Linked DNA regions of Homo sapiens: region 2 is linked to region 1. The links are chromatin loops, found by intact Hi-C in ENCODE. Cell type or tissue: ascending aorta. All regions are shown on one strand. Links, peaks and the distances in the headings refer to the core of each region. The heading gives the core; the rest is flanking DNA. Region 1 overlaps APP (amyloid beta precursor protein). Region 2 has its middle 56 kb from the start of ADAMTS1.

Region 1 (8,745 bases), core at 1,877-5,876:
GCTCTCCCCTACTGAAGACACTTTTAGCAGACGGGCCTTCACTAGTGAGTAAATATACTAAAGAAGCATGGACTTACTTGTAGGTCGGTGGAGCAGCTGATTTGGGAGAGAACCCATGAGATCTTTAAGGACGGTAGGGATGTTCTGATTAGCATATATGCTACAGCCATCTGCGATGCCAAAGCCATACTGTGATGGGACTATGCCAGTTATGACACCTTCATAACCATGAGAACTGCACTCATGGCCTTTTCATACCCATCTGCTGATTTGATAACCACAATAATCTTCCTTAGTGGGATCACTACTCCCACTGACAGTTGAACAAACTGACATCCATCCTGAGAAGTATACTTAAAACTAGCAAGTGGCAGAACTGAAATCTGAACCCAAGTATCCCAATTCCTAATGCAACCTTCTCACTGTTCCATGAAAAGTTCCATTTTATAGAGGACATGGCTATATTACTTGGATTAGAAACTAATATTAAAGAAGCATATCACGCCTGTAATCCCAGCACTTTGGAATCATGAGGTCAGGAGATCGAGAGCATCCTGGCTAACATGGTGAAACCCCATCTTTACTGAAAATACAAAAAAAATTAGCCAGATGTGGTGGTGGCACTGTAGTCCCAGCTACTCGGGAGGCTGAGGCAGGAGAATGGTGTGAACCCCGGAGGCGGAGCTTGCAGTGAGCCGAGATCGCGCCACTGCACTCCAGTCTGGGCAACAGAGTGAGACTCCGTCTCAAAAAAAAAAAAAAAAAAAAAAAAAAGGAAGCATAAACCCATCTATCATCACAAGCACCCTCTTTTTCATACATTTCAAATTTTTGATAGGTTTGAAAAAGAATGAATTCGACGGTATCTTTTAGAAGCCAGGATAAAAGAGATTAAAGCAGTAGTCCAAGGTCACGGAGATTCCTGATGGTGGAGCAGGGCTGAAAAGCTCCCTCTTCTAGCTAAGTGAGGCCTGCCTGTCACTTTGCTTGGACAGCCCATTCTCAATAGCACTTTCCTCCCAGAACACTCTCCCAAGTCTTTAGGTTTCCCTTTCTCAGGATGAATACGATGGCTACGTGAATGGCCAGAAGTTTCACCAACTCTAAGTCAAATTGTAGTGTAGCGACCTAGGCACTTCAATGGTCAAGAGAGATACAGCCCTGTATGACGCGGCCACATTTTCCAACTTGGGGAAGAATTTATACACATATTATCACAAAGTAAATGCTGTACCACAAATCCAGTTTTTATCTTGACCTCCAGAAAATTAGGTCAGTTATTTTTAGCTACACTATCAATCTTGAAAATCTCCCAGAGTTAAAACTCAGACTACATGTCTAAATCGGGGTTTATTTTTGTTTAAAAATAACAGTTTCCTGGCCACACATGTTTAAATGAAGCATGCTTTGTCCCCTTATGGTAACAAACTGCCCTGGAAGGGACACAAACAAAGCTTCACATCATTTGTGAAAATATTCCTTATTGCTAGGGACATTTTCCTGAAATATCACTTGTCTGGCTTAGACTGAGGGTACAGAAGAAGTCCCTTTTCCTTTAAAACACATTTCCTTTTGGCTTTCAAACATCATAGATCAAAGAACTTAGACCTACCAGTGGCATCAGTCAGTAATCAAGATAAAGACCAGCCAGGCTCCCTGGCATCTAAAAGCAGATTGTAGGGCTCCTTTTTCCCGTTTACCTGTAGAACTTGTGCCAATGTGCTGATCTGATTTCCAACTACATTAGGGAGTCTTGGTCCTGCCTGGGTTGTCAGGAACTTAAAGTAGAGACTAAAAAACAACTTTATGGCCAGGCGCGGTGGCTCACGCCTGTAATCCCAGCATTTTGGGAGGCTGAGGTGGGCGGTTCACGAGGTCAGGAGATCGACACCATCCTGGCTAACGAGGTGAAATCGCGTCTCTACTAAAAATACAAAAATTAGCCGGGCATGGTGCAGGCGCCTGTAGTCCCAGCTACTCAGGAGGCTGAGGCAGGAGAATGGTGTGAACCTGGGAGGCGGAGCTTGCAGCGAGCCAAGATTGTGCCACTGCACTCCAGCCTGGGCGACAGAGCGAGACTCCATCTCAAAACAAACAAACAAACAAACAAACAAACAAAAAAACCAAGTTTATATACTACAGAAATAATCTCTGAAAGATGCTGTATTAAGATTACAACACACACACACAAACACACACACACATATCTTCTTGTTTTGAGGAAACGTACAGTGAAGTATTTAGGTGTAAAGGGCCATTATGTCTGCAACTTCCTTTAAAAATTTTTAAATATATTTTTAGAACTTTTCTAAGTCTCCAATTATACTAAAACAAAAAGTTTAGTACTGTAGGCATTGTCAGCTTTAATTTATACATATTTGGATGTCTTCCTCTGGTTCGATTTATAGTGAAATTACATCATATGCCCATTAATGTGATACAAACTGCATGTCTTCTACAAACAAAAATAAAAATAGAAGTGAATGTAATTTTGATGCCTTTTTTTTTTTTTTAACTGGAGACAGAGTCTTGCTCTGTCACCAGGTTGGACTGCAGAGGCGTAATCTCGGCTCATGGCAACCTCGGCCTCCTGAGTAGCTGGGATTACAGGCGCGCATCACTACGCCCGGCTAGTTTTTGTATTTTTAGTAGAGACAGGGTTTCACCATGTTGGCCGGGATGGTCTCGATCTTCTAACCTTGTGATCCACCCGCCTCGGCCTCCCAAAGTGCTGGGATTACAGGCATGAGCCACTGCACCCGGCCTGATCCCTCATATCTTTTAAACATAAGTCAATTATTTCATATGGTCTTTAAGCCAAGAAACAGCTATCTCTTCACTCTTCACATGCTGGAGGAAAAACTGGCTGCCTGGCTGGTTGAGAGATGTGTACTTTGATGGCTGACCTGAAGACATTTCAAGGTGATTGTTACGTGAAATTCTCTCTTCAAATCTGACTTGAAGAGTCTAACCTCTGCAGCATATGTTATGACTTCACTGTGAGTCTTCTTTTATTAATAAAATATAATGTTTTTACTAATTATAAGAGTAACATAAATTTCATGCCAAAAATGTAGAAAAAAGGAATGAGAATTCATTTACAATTCTAACAGCAGAAATAATCAAGAGTAGTGGTTTTTTTTTAATGGTTTTATTCTTACAGCATTATTTTCGTCTCTTTATCACTTTACTATGCAATTTTTATGACTATGCTTAAGGAGAGTAAATTTTTCGAAGTTATTGAGGCAATGGAGAGTCTTTGGAATGAGGATAATTAGGCCTGAGGACACAGAGGAATCATGAGGAAGAATTCTCCAGTTTCATTCCTTTTTCTGGGTACAGTTTGTTTCTCCTTCTAAGTAAGTTCCTAGATATAGAATGAATTGGAAAAAATGAAACGTGAGGTTTGCTACGTCTATAACAGTATCACATTTCATTTTTTAAAACTGCCAATGCTTTCAGTGAGGACCAGAAAGTACAGTGAGAAAAAAAAATTCCTCAAATATTAGTTTTCATGCTCTTGCACGCATTTTTATAAAGGCAAAAGTCATTCTGGTGCCTGTATACAATCTAAAGGCATAATCTCCTGGAGCCTTCAGTGCTGGTTTTGGGGTTTTCTGGAGATCAATCCACAGTGTCCCATTTTTTCTGCTGGAGCTCTGAACCCACTAAGAGAGAGCAAGAAGAGATGTAAACCTCTCCTTTGCTTCTGATAAAGCCAAGCCCTTACTAGTCCACATGATGCTTTCTCTGGGGAGTGAGTCACATACAGGAGACATGGCTTGTCCAGCTGCGTGCTGGACTGAATTTCAGCTCCAACCTGAACCTTCCAACAGGACAAGGGAGGGAGGAGAATGGGCCGTAGCAAGACTTGCCCACAGCATTGCCATAACAGCTGTGCAGGCTGTGGGTACAACTCTAAGAGCAGCACTCATTTTGTAGTTTCAGTGAGTCGTGTCCCTAAAGCCGTGTCCTGTGTGACCAGCCCCGTCTCTCAAGCTCATGAGAGAAGTCTATCTGACCGGGATAAGAAGGATCCTGGGGCGGGCCCAAGCAAATGAATGAATTGGGAAACAGTGCCCCTCCCGGCAGCCAGCAAAAACTCCGCCATGCTGTGAAGAAAGTGCATTCTAATTGATTCATGTTGATACATGCTGAATTGATGGAATTTTATACTTCAAAGGATGCAAAGAATTGGTTAGCAAGTCTGATGAGCTCATGGTAGAAAGGATGATTTTCAACATCCATACATAGTGAATTTCATTCAAAGAGCCTAAAAAGACTTATGCAGATAATTATAAGGGGATCAGGCAAGTGTGTAATAGCACAAATTATATATATATATATATGTAAAATCACAACACAGGATTGGGTCCTTTTCCCACAGACAGCACATCATCCTTGTATATATGATAGCTCATTTGAAATGTTTATTTATGCAGATTTTAAAAAGCACACAAACCCTGTAAGCACTTCTGCACAGTGGCCTACTCGTGTTTTCTTTAACACAAAACTTGCTTTCTGGTGAACAATTCTAGATATAGCAATGGTTCTTTCTCCTCTGCTTTAGCTTATTCACAAGCTTCTTTAACTTCTTTAACAACGTGTGGGGAAACCAAGCCTGGCAACAGAAAGCACTTCACATGGGGGGCTTGGAAATGAATGGAAAGCGTCTGTCTTCAGGAGAGCATTCACGATGCACAGGAGTGAGAGAAGCTGAAAAGAGTCACTTTAAAAGAAATAATCTGCAACCAAGAAAATCAAACCACTTTATCATAAACTAGTGAGCCCCTCCCTCCCTGCCTGCCTTCCTTTTTCCAGGGGAGTGCTAGAAATAACTTCATCAATTTCTTTTCACTTGAAGGGCTCATGGTTCAGAAGAAAAGATGGGCATAAAAATAATTACTATTACAAGTGTTATGGTAGGGATACCGACAGAATGACAAAGAAACAAGCCTGGGCTTTAGGGATGTGACTAGTGATATTACAGTGGGGCCCCAGGGAAAGAGATCATTGTCCTAGCAGATACAAGTGCATGTACCGAGGCACAGAGGACAAGCTGCCCAGGATCTGTGACTCTTCTGGCTGCTGTGGTACAAGGGAAGTGAAAAGGGAAGCAGCTTAGCCAAGAGGCTTTCAGTTTGTGGGATACAGAGGGCAGAGGAATACACTGACCTATACCATGAGTATGCAATTAGCAAAATCCCAGCCTATGGGAATTCTACGGGTCAAGTGACCTGCGCTTCATGAACAGGTAAACTGTAAAAAAAGGATGGAGGAGAAGCCTGGAGATTATAAAAGACTAACCAGACAAGTCAGCAGTAAAAAATGGCCAAAAGCATAGCCGATAAGGATGCACACAAGAGTGATACAGCCAGAAAGATATTTCAGGAACTGGCCCAAGGAAAAACAGTGGGCATTTTGGTGGCGGTATTTGGGATAGGGCGAGATGCTATCGGGGTGGAGGATAAACTTCTAATTCTTGACCTGAGTTTAATCTACGAAAAGAGAAAATATGGGGGAGAAAGGTTCTGTTTACACATGTTGAGTTGCAATCTTTCAGAATATTGGGTGGAGCCAATGGAAACATGGACCCAGAGAGCTCACTTCTATGCTGAAACAGCCCACAGGGAAGCATCAGAATGAAAATGGAAACGTTCCCAATACTAGCAGAACTCCACAGGCGCTTTGAAAAAAACATCCACATTAGATTCCCCAAAAGGGATTTATCTGGTAATAAATTCTGCTAGACAATGAACAGTTCCACCCATGATAAAATAACATGTTGTTGCTGCAAATTCTTTGTATTGTCTAATTGCAGTGCTTAACGTAATAAAATCAGGCTGGTGTTATTGTTAAGAACTAGAGAGTGAAGCATTTTTTATCCAAATAAAGTGCAATGGGTTTTAAATCAAATCATTTTAGAATAAGAATCCTATGAGATAATAATAAAATGCAACTTCATCTTTTCCTGCCGAGAACAAAGAAGAAAATAGTGTAGGAGATGAAAAGTAAAGTAGACCCAACCTTTTTGCTAATTTGTTTTTAGATACGTACTCCATGCAGACAATGGTGAAGTGAAGTGAAGTGAAGGGGTGTCATCTTATTCACCTAGAGAACCACAAATCTTGGTGCTGGAAAGTACGATCCATTCGACATGATGGACTATTTCCCACCCGGCCACTCACTCGAGAATGGATAACCTGTTTTCCCGCCTGGGGTAACTGCTTTCCATGGATGTACAGCTTCAGGCCTCATACGAGAGGATCTCACAACAATCTCTTCAAACTTTTTCTAATCCCCACACTTTCCAGTCTTGGCACAAGACCTCATCCAGGCTTCTGAGTCTTTGTTGAAAATTTACACAAAATTCTAGAAATGTATTTTCTTTAAGATAGTTACTTTAAAAATGTTATTTTCATCTCAGCACAGTTAGCCTTTCCTTATCTGTTCTTAAAATGTTTCAACTTGAAACTAAAAAAGAAAAAAAAAAACACATTTCATCTCAAATTATGATATACTAAATAATTATTGACTTGGCCCCAAACATTTCTACTCTTTTCTTCTTACACAATCAGATTTAAAAATGTAACTACCTTTTCTAAACATACAATATTAAAGCATACTCAACTTCAGTAACAGGTAATGAATGTACCTCAAAAGTCAGAGCCTCTACGTTAAGTACCATAGTGCTCCAACATCGTTTTTTACATTTTTAAAATTTTATTTTTTATTGATACATAATAGATGTGCATATTTTCAGATTATATGAGAAAACTTAATATATTCATATAATTTGGAAAGATCAAATCAGTATAATGGGATATCCATCACTTAAATGTTTTTCTTTTCTTTTTGCTTTGAGGAAGGGTCTCTCTCTGTCACTCAGGCTGGAGTGCAGTGATGTGATCATAGCTCACTTGAACCTTGAACTGCTGGGCTCAAGTGATCTTCTCACCTCAGCCTCCAGAGCAGCTGGGTCTACAGGCATGCACCATCACACCTGGCTAATTTTTAAATATTTGTTTTGTAGAGATGGGGTCTCACTATGATGCCCTGGCTAGTCTTGAATTGCTGGGGTCAAGTGATTTTCCCACCTCGGCCTTCCCAAGTGCTGGGACTATAGGTGTAAGCCATCGTGCCCAGCCTGTCTTCTTTACGCTAGAAACTTTCAAATTAGGTTCTCCTAGCTATTTTTAAATATACAGTAGATTACTGTAAATTAGTCACCTTGCTGATAATTAAATACTAGGTCTTGCTTCTTCTATCAAACTGTGTATTTGTATCCATTAATGAACCTCCCTTTGTAAGTATGATGTAAGCAATCCTTACTTGGCTACACTATAAGCTTCAACAACAAATTAAAAAATGATTCACATTATAGAGCATTTATACATGCCTTTTCATCTTCCAAGTGTGGTAAACATTAATTAACCCTGGCTAATTAAAACAGCCACAGTTGACACATTTACTCATTAATCAGCCTCAAGCAAATGCAAAGCATTAAACTCTTTCACGTTTTGGTACCAATTAAATGTTATTATTTTTTTTTTAATGAAGAGGTCATAAATTTAAGACATGTAGTTCTTAGATTTAAATTTGATAGTGGTTGAAAAAATTTGACAATAGTTCACATTCTTAAAAGTCAAGGAAAATAAAAACATAACCGCATTATGGGTTGAATTTTCCCCCAAAATATATGTTGAAGTCCTAATGCCTACACCTAAGAATACAGCCTTACTTGGAAACAGGGTCTTTGCAGATATAAGATGAGGTCACAATGGAGAAGGGTGGGCCCTTAATCATATTAGAGAAGACACAGAAACAGAGACATGGGGAGTAACACCATGTGAAGACAGAGGTGGAGATTGGAGGGGTGCATGTACCAACCAAAGGAATATCAAGGGCTGGCAGCAGCACTAGAGCAAGCGAAAGGCATGAAACAGATTCTCCCCTAGAGCTGTAAGAGGCAGTGTGGCCCTGGCAACACCTTGCTTTAGGACTTCTAACCTCTAGAATAATGAGATAATGAGAGTATATTTCTGTTGGTTTCGGCCATGCGGTTTGTGGTAACTGGTTCCAGCAGCCCTAGGAATCTAATACACTGCCCATGTAAGTGAATATTAGCTATTTGCTGATAAGACAAGAATTTCTGGTTATAATAAATATACTGGAATAGAATGTGGTTTCTTTTTTTTTGAGATGGAGTCTCGCTCCAGTCACCAGGCTGGAATGCAGTAGCGTGATCTCGGCTCACTGTAACCTCTTCCTCCCAGGTTCAAGCAATTCTCCTGCCTCAGCCTCCCGAGTAGCTGAGACTACAGGCGCCCGCAACCATCCCCGACTAATTTTTGTATTTTTAGTTGAGACGGGGTTTCACCATATTGGCCAGGCTGGTCTTGAACTCCTGACCTTGTGATCCATCTGCCTCGGTCTCCCAAAGTGTTGGGATTACAGGCGTGAGCCACAACACCCGGCCGAATGTGGTTTCTTAGTGAGTCCTTTACTCAAGGCTGGAATTAAACAAAGGAGATGAATCACGAGCTCTATGATAATAGTCTAATAGTCTAATCTAGCCCTCTTAAGTGCAGAGATGTTTTCCCTCTGAACACCCGTGTGTTTCAGCTCTGTTCCTCTTCCAATGCCCTTCCACAGGGAACAAATCCTTTCTTGACCACCAATGGCTGCATGACTTATCCTGAGAAGATCATGGGGATTTTGGATGCCAGGTCAACCCTTACACTC
Region 2 (8,745 bases), core at 1,523-5,522, 860 kb after region 1:
CAAACTTACACTCCCAGTGACTGCTTTCTGTGCCAGTTCTCTCATTTCTACCCATATCCCACTTTCAGAACTTAAGATCTGGGATTTTTGCTTGAAAGACAGTTTCTGCAAAACAACTTATTTGCCAACATTCAAGCAACAAGTTCAATAACCAGAAAGCAAACATAAATAAATTCAAATTTCTAGATACAACCTTACATTAGGAAAATCCAATGTGGAGCACAGAGGGTTCAGTTATGTGATGTGCTTGGTTCCCCTCATCATTCCCAGCCATTTGGAGAAACATTTAAGATGACCTTTCCAAGAATAATTCTCTCAGATGACAACCACCAGTAGGAGAAGTCTTTGGAAGGTCTCCTTGGAGAACCATGGGCTGTATTCTTTGTTAGGATACCTCTCTAAGCTGCAAGGTATTAATTCAGATTTCCTTCCCATGCATTGTGTCCTTGTTTACACAGAGACAGTTTTTCTCCAACTATAAGAACATTTGATTTATAATTCTGAAGGGCCACATGTTTTAAAACTGTGTTTGGAAAATTTCCCCAGCCTTCATGATTTTCATTTTCTACCTTGCAAAGTGAGCAGCTTATACCAAGCCATTCCAGTTTAGCACCATAGTCCATATGCAGAGCTTGGGCTGTGTTAGAATGATAACATTGAGCTATATTTTAGAAAAAAAATATGTATAGAAAAAAAGAATTCATCCACTTAGATGAGTCAGGTGTGCAGATACGACCATTCAGGCAGCACAACACCGAACTGTCATTTTTTGACACTATGAAAAATTTTTTATGAAGACATAGTTAAAGAATTCTGCCTTATATGCAAACAAATACGTATATACCAGTAGAAAGCTTAAATGTGGATGGAGTTCAATTTCTCTAAATATATGTTTTAGGACCATAAAATTAAACATCAACAAGAAGTTAGGCTCCAACCATTTCACACTTCAATTTCTTCTTATTTACCAACATATTATGTAATTTTTACTTCATATCTAAAAATGTTTTCTATCATTCATTTATTGAAATTGCTGAAGAATTTTTTATATTTTCAAATATAATTTTATGTAATTTCCCCTCTGTGTAAACAATTTATGCAGATTTTATAGATATCAAATTCAGAATCAAATAATGATAATCAAGGTTTGAGTGGTGATTTACCTCTCTGAACACATTGACCTGTCTCTTGTTAAAAAGCACATCAATATTTGCTAAGTATGGGATATTTTAATTTAATGAATTCAGAGTTTTAAAAATCAAGGATTTCTAGTGTTTGAAAAAAAAAAAATTAGAAAATCAGGCCAGATGCAGTGGCTCACACCTGTAATCCCAGCACTGTGGGAGACCAAGGTGGTTGGATCACTTGAGGTCAGGAGTTCAAGACCAGCCTGAACAACATGGTAAAACCCCATCTCCACTAAAAATACAAAAATTAGCTGGGTATGGTGTTGGGTGCCTGTAATCCCAGCTACTCAGGAGGCAGAGGCAGGAGAATTACTTGAACCTGGGAAGCAGAGGTTGCAGTGAGCCAAGATCATGCCACTGTACTGCAGTGGAGTGAGACTCTGTCTCAAAAAAAAAAAAAAAAAAAAAAAAAATCCAAATATTCTGGAATTCTCTTCAACATTTTGACTAATTACCACATGGCCTTGTCATAGTCCTAGAATGTCAGTACCTGAGGAAACTTCTGGTTGGAAAAGCTTTTTTTTTTTTGCACTCAGGACTAAATTTCTCTTTTTGGTTTGATTTTTTTCCTCTGAGCCAAATTTGAATAAGCCTGGTAATTTTTACCCAAGATAATTCCTCACATATTTGATAATAGCTATTCCATTCTCTATAAAATTTATCTTTACAGAATGTTTGTATAAGTCATAATAAATAAAACTAAAAAAACTAAAGACGTGATTTCTTCAAGTTCATGTAATTATATTAGACCCATGTTGTTATATTTTACATATTGAAAAGAAAAATAAAAGTAAAAGTCAGGACTAGAAAAACATTAGTAGAAAACAAAATACATATTTGTTTTTAAAGTTAAATTTCTCAATTAAATATTGTGAGCATATCAGATATCTAAGTGTACTATTGTATCATTCAAAAGTCTGCATTATACTATTAATATAATCTAAATGGTTTTAATAGTTTCTATTTTCAAAAGATCTAGTAATAGGCTTAATTCAGTATAAAACATCTACCATATCATTTTTATCTTTATTGATGAAACACAAGACATGGACAACTGACCCACTGTTTTACAAAAGTGATTTCTTTTTGTGATATGAGTGCTTGTTTAGTCTAAAAATAACAAAGCTAATGTTAAAAAATATAATAGACTATTCTGTTGGCTTTGCTATAACAAATGGAACAGTGTATCACTTCGGATGTACTTGTCATTATTGAACAAAACATAAAGTTAATGAGATGGTGTCCTTAAGACATAAGTATGGTTCTCCAGATGGTAATGAATTTAGACTTTAGTCTCTCTTCTCGGCAGACTCTCATATCTAATTTGTTGAGATTTTGCACTGCTTTCTTATGAATTATTCTATTTGACAGGTAATATGACATAAAAGATTTCCTTGACAGGTAGTATTTTAGAAATGTAATATTTGTACCTTTTATTTTTAAAGGGTGGGCCCCTTAGATCATTTCCATAGATGAAGTAACATCATGAAAAAAATAAATGTTCTTTCCTGGCCTTCAATGTTACTGGTCTCCTATTGATGCGAATGTAAGTTATTAATGCATTATTTACATTGTTAGCAACCTTGATAATATACGGGGCATCTGAATTTATCTACAGCTTTGAACCATCATCTCCAAAGCCTCTCCCATGCTTTCTATTTTCCTTGAAAATCCTTTTCTGTCTTAACACATATTCACGTTTGTATCTTATTAGCTTTATTTTCTTGTTTTTTTTTTTGAGACGGAGTCTCGTTCTGTCGCCCAGGCTGGACTGCAGTGGCCCTATCTCGGCTCACTGCAAGCTCCGCCTCCCGGGTTCATGCCATTCTCCTGCCTCAGCCTCCTGAGCAGCTGGGACTACAGGCTCCCACCACCACGCCCGACTAATTTTTTGTATTTTTAGTAGAGACGGGGTTTCACCGTGTTAGCCAGGATGGTCTCTATCTCCTGACCTCGTGATCCACCCGCCTCGGCCTCCCAAAGTCCTGCGATTACAGGATTAACTTTATTTTCATGTGTTTCATAACGCTGACTGCTAACCCTTGAGATCTGAACAGTTAAGTTTATTTATATTTTGTTTTCACATTTGTATTTGTCCCATGATTAACGTAATTGTTCTTGACTTGAGTTGTCTTGATGTTAGCAGTCAAGTTGGTGAAGGATATTACCAACAAATTACTCTGCTTAAAGTAGCTGTACTCAGTTCGGGCCAAATATTAGCCGTCAGTTACTGTTACACGCAATTTTGGGGTCACTTCCTGACCTCTTATTCTTACGCACAACTGCCGTGGATATCAGCATCAGTGCAACTGGAACTGAGCGTGAGTGTCCAGCTAGGACTTGGCGTGGAAGTCACTGACAGCAGAACTTGGCTCAGGATTTGTTTAAATGGAGTAGCTCATGTTGGACTACAGGAAAGAGGAAAAAGAAAATAAAGGAAACTTCTGCCTATTTTGGAGTTGTCTAGCAGGACAAAATGCTTGAAGCTTGGAATATGAAACAAATGAATTACAGAAGATTTTGTGATATGACATTAAAAATCAGAAAGCCTACATGATAAATTTAATTCCTTACAATGAAAAACCACCCATAGAAAATAAGTAAGTCAACAAATCAATCATGTTATTCATTTCTTATCTTTTTCCAGCATATCCTGAAATGTGCTCAAGGGCTTCCCAGTTTTCCCTTTCAAGTCGACTGTCAGCAAAGGATTCTGATTTTATCCAATGTAAATTCTTTCATACCCTTGTCTCTTGCTCTCAAATGCCTGGCTTCATACTTTCTGTCACAGATGTGAAGGTGTCTTTCTTCTTAAACTCTCCACTCACTGACTCTCTTGATCTTAATTTTTGTATTTTTAGTAGAGACGGGTTTCACCATGTTGGCCAGGCTGGTCTTGAACTTCTGACCTGAGGTGATCCACACACCTCAGCTTCTTAAAATGCTGGATTTACAGGCATGAGCCACCGCGCCTGGCCCCTGTGCATTCTTTTTTTTTCTTTTCTTTTTTTGAGACAGAGTCTTGCTCTGTTGCCAGGCTGGAGTGCAGTGGCACGATCTCGGCTCACTGCAACCTCCGCCTCCTGGGGGTTCAAGCGATTCTCCTGCCTCAGCCTTCCGAGTAGCTGGGACTACAGGCACGCACCACCATGCCTGGCTAATTTTTGTATTTTTAGTAGAGACGGGGTTTCACCATGTTGGCCAGGATGGTCTCGATCTGCTGACCTCGTGATCCGCCCACCTCGGCCTCCCAAAGTGCTGGGATTACAAGCGTGAGCCACCGTGCCCAGCCCACTGTGCATTCTTAATTCAGATATTGGAGAGTGAGATCTCTCTGATGAAATTCACTGGACGAAGATTTTGCCCTGGATTACCTGATAGACTGGAGTTACCCTGTTAAATGTTTGTCTTTGATAACCAGTCTTGGTCCAGTCACTTCTGGGCTGAATGAACAGGATTATATGATAATAAACATTGATATCTACAGCCATGAAGATGATAAAATAGCTTCATTTAGTCAGGTCGGGGGGTGTTTCCAGCCAGGTTTTGAGTGTAAGTTTGTCATTTTCTCCTCTGCCATCAAATTTGCACATTCCCAGCCAGTGCTCCACCCATCTTGAGATCAAAATTTAAGAAGCATCAAAACATTCACTAATCAAGGTAAATAACATTTTAAGTGCAACATTTAAAATCAAAATTTATACAAAAAAATACATGGTGAACAAAATATCAAAATGTATTACTGGTTTTTCCTGTTCCTCAGGCTTCACTATGGCCTGGTTTGGCACTGATCCCAACTGCTCCAACTAAAATAAAATAAAAATGTGCCCTTTTTAGTTACAGTTTTGCTTGTTCCTTCCTGCAAGCCTGCTAAGTCTATTTCTTTGAGGTCTATTTCTGCTGAATCTGTTTTGAAATATAAATATTTGGACATTTAATTCTATATGGTTAAGAGACTTCCTAATTCAGAGCAGATTTTGTGATTATACATAGTTAGGAAAACTCTCACTAGATAGATTCATGGTTCTTGCTAAAATTGAAGGTACAGATAAAAGGAGAAAGAAGCAAAGCATAAAAAATTTGAAACAATGGTGTAAAAATGTGTTGGGGAATCATAATAGGGCTCAGGGCTACTGAGAAAACATAAATGTTCTCTCTTCCCCACCAAGGTCCTGATTACCCTTGAACTTGCCATATTATTCAATGATTTAGACTGGCTCCTCTTGGTTGAAACGTTTTTAGGAAACCAGGTTCTCATGATTCCCTCACACCCCTGTCTCATGCCTCTTATTTTTTTTATTGCCATTTTCTCTTTCTCCCACCTTCTCAAGAAACGTGTAATTCAAGGCTCAATCCTCAGAATTCTTGCTTTTCTTTTTCATTACCTTAACAATCTCATTCACCCTCACAGTCCAATTTTCATCCCTACAGAGATCCCTCCAGAACAACACATCTCCAGCCCTGGACTTCTCTATTTCTAACAGTTCTTGTATTTGTCCTTTGTCTCTACCGCTCCACCTTACCTTCCTACATGTCCATATCACCTCACAGCTAGACCTGTCACCTCACACCTAGACCTGTATGTAGGGTATAAAAAATGTGCATGTAGTTGGCCAGGCATGGTGGCTCATGCCTGTAATCCCAGTACTTTGGTAGGCCGAGGCGGGTGGATCACCTGAGGTCAGGAGTTCGAAACCAGCCTGCCCAACATGGCGAAACTCCATCTCTACTAAAAATACAAAAAATTAGCCAGGCGTGATGGTGGGCACCTGTAATTCCAGCTACTGGGGAAGCTGAGGCAGGAGAATTGCTTGAACATGGAAGGCGGAGGTTGAAGTGAGCCGAGATCAATTGCGCCACCGCACTCCAGCCTGGCGACAGAGCGAAACTCCATCTCAAAGAACAAAAAAAGACGGGGACATGTAGTTAGCTCCAAAACCAGTCTTACTTTTTTACTTTATTGAAGGATATCAATGTTTTATTTGCTTGAGATAAGTTAGTTAATATACAATTTCATTTATACAGTTTTTTTATTTATTTTATTTTTTTATTTTTTGACACGGAGTCTCACTCTGTCACCCAGGCTGGAGTGCGGTGGTGCAATCTTGGCTCACAGAAAGCTCCGCCTCCCAGGTTCACGCATTCTCCTGCCTCAGCCTCCTGAGTAGCTGGGACTACGGGCATCTGCCAACAAGCCCGGCTAATTTTTTGTATTTTTAGTACAGATGGAGTTTCACCATGTTAGCCAGGATGGCCTCGATCTCCTGACCTCGTGATCCGCCCGTCTCGGCCGCCCAAAGTGCTGGGATTACAGGCGTGAGCCACCGTGCCCAGCCTATTTAGTTCTTATAGAGAAGGAATATGTTAAATGAATTGTTATCTTAAAATAACTCTTTAGGGAATGGTGAGATAGCTACAAGAGGTATCTGCTATTCAGGTCTGAATACCATCTCACCTTTAAAGAAGAATATCCTTATAATGAAGCATTGTTCTTTCTAGCCTGTTCACTAGGTAGAGAAGCAAACATGACAGGGAGTAAATCATACATTTTTTCTTCTGAGAGTATTTCTTTTTTATTTATTTATTTATTTTTAAATTTTATTATTATTATACTTTAAGTTTTGTGGTACAAGTGCACAATGTGCAGGTTTGTTGCATATGTATGCATGTGTCATGTTGGTGTGCTGTACCCATTAACTTGTCATTTAACATTAGGTATATCTCCTAATGCTATCCCTCCCCCCTCCCCCCACGCCACAACAGTCCCTGGAGTGTGATGTTCCCCTTCCTGTGTCCATGTGTTCTCATTGTTCAGTTCCCACCTATGAGTGAGAACATGCGGTGTTTGGTTTTTTGTCCTTGTGATAGTTTGCTGAGAATGATGGTTTCCAGTTTCATCTATGTCCCTACAAAGGACATGAACTCATCATTTTTTATGGCTGCATAGTATTCCATGGTGTATATGTGCCACATTTTCTTAATCCAGTCTATTGTTGTTGGACATTTGTGTTGGTTCCAAGTCTTTGCTATTGTGAATAGTGCCGCTATAAACATACATGTGCATGTGTGTTTATAGCAGCATGATTTATAATTCTTTGGGTATATACCCAATAATGGGATGGCTGGGTCAAATGGTATTTCTAGTTCTAGATCCCTGAGGAATCGCCACACTGACTTCCACAGTGGTTGAACTAGTAAATCATACATTTAACCAGAAATACATGTATTTGCTAACCTTGTTTCTTGATTCATTTATTTTTTTCAACATTCAATAAATATTTTTTTTTAGTTCCTACCATGAGCCAAATAATATACTAGGCACTGGCACAGGAGTAGGTTTTATAGTACAGGAGTGAATACAAGAGTCAAGAATATATTTCTTAATGAGGCTCACATTTTAAGACAACTCAGCCATATTAGATGGCTATAGGTGCTCAAGAGAATAATAAAGTAAGGGAGATATGGAGTGAGGAGTTTGCAATGTTAGTTAAGATAGCTGAGAAGATGATATATGAGAAAAGAACTAAAGTGTAGAGTTAAACATGCAAATATCTGGGAGAAGCAGATTCTAGACAGAATAAAGAGCAAGGGCAAAGACTGAGGAGGAAGTGTGCTTGGCAAGTTTAAGGAACAGCAACTATGGCTAAAGCTGAGTTAATAGAAAAGGATATAGGATAAGAGTAATGGTGGGGGGTGGTCAAATCAGGTAAAGCCTTGTTGGACATTGTAAAGAACTTTGGCTTCTCTTTTGAGAAATTGGAAAGGATAATTCTGAACAAAGAACGAAAAGAATTTCCCTGTATTTTAACAGGATCACACTGGTGAAAATTCTTAATAGACTGGAGCCGAATGAGAATGCGGAAATGGAGGTAGGGATGCCTATTTGGAGGGTACTGCAATACTCCAGGTGACAGATGTTGGTGGCTTGGACCAAGATGGTGGCAATAGAAGTTGTAACAGTGATTAGGATAGGGAATTCTTTGAAAGTAGATACCGTAAGATTTACTGATGATCTGAAGTATGAAGATATGAATGAAATGTGAGAAACAGAGAGGAGTACAAAATAACTTTATAAATTTTGGACTGAGGACTTGGAAAAAGAAACTGCCATTTCCTTAGAAGGGGAAGCTTCAGAAGACACAGATTTTTGTTTTTTTGTTTTGTTTTGTTTTTAAGTAAGGGTAGTGGTGGCAGGGAAGGGAGATAAGGAGTTCAGTTTAAGACATGCTTATTTTGAAATGCTCTTAGACATTCAAGTAGAGATATCTAATTGGTAATTGAATAGAGGAGCCTAAATTTCAGGGAAGAGTTTTCAGCTAGAGATACAAACTTAAAAGTTCTTGATATAATAATGATATTTACAGTGAGAAGACGGAAGGAATCATGAAGACAGTTAGTGAAGATGCAGAAAAAGAAATACACTTTTTTTTTTTAAGACTGAGTCTTGCTCTGTCACCCAGGCTGCAGTGGCATGATCTTGGCTCACTACAACCTCCGTCTCCCAGGTCCAAGTCATTCTCCTGCCTCAGCTTCCCGAGTAGCAGAGATTACAGGCACA

What was found. A loop is a pair of places that touch in the nucleus more often than their neighbours do. Peaks named below come from ENCODE experiments on the same cell type or tissue, not always from the same donor. Only the 100,000 strongest peaks of a DNase experiment are listed, where the experiment ranks them.
Region 2: a loop joins it to region 1, with 2.8 times the contacts of the local background. A loop is called at or near these places in 1 of 110 quality-filtered maps.

Annotation. Positions count from the first base shown.
Region 1 is chr21:25,926,255-25,934,999 of GRCh38, forward strand. All of the region lies in intron 13 of APP (amyloid beta precursor protein), which reads right to left. Among named protein-coding and RNA genes, the nearest start is that of GABPA, 200 kb to the left of the region's middle. In ascending aorta, for the core only: a CTCF peak has its summit at 4,126; a DNase peak (open chromatin) is centred at 3,897; H3K4me3 peaks cover 659 bases; H3K27ac peaks cover 3,805 bases.
Region 2 is chr21:26,785,524-26,794,268 of GRCh38, forward strand. No RefSeq gene overlaps it. Among named protein-coding and RNA genes, the nearest start is that of ADAMTS1, 56 kb to the right of the region's middle. In ascending aorta, for the core only: no CTCF peak of the experiment used is centred there; a DNase peak (open chromatin) is centred at 3,508; H3K27ac peaks cover 3,226 bases.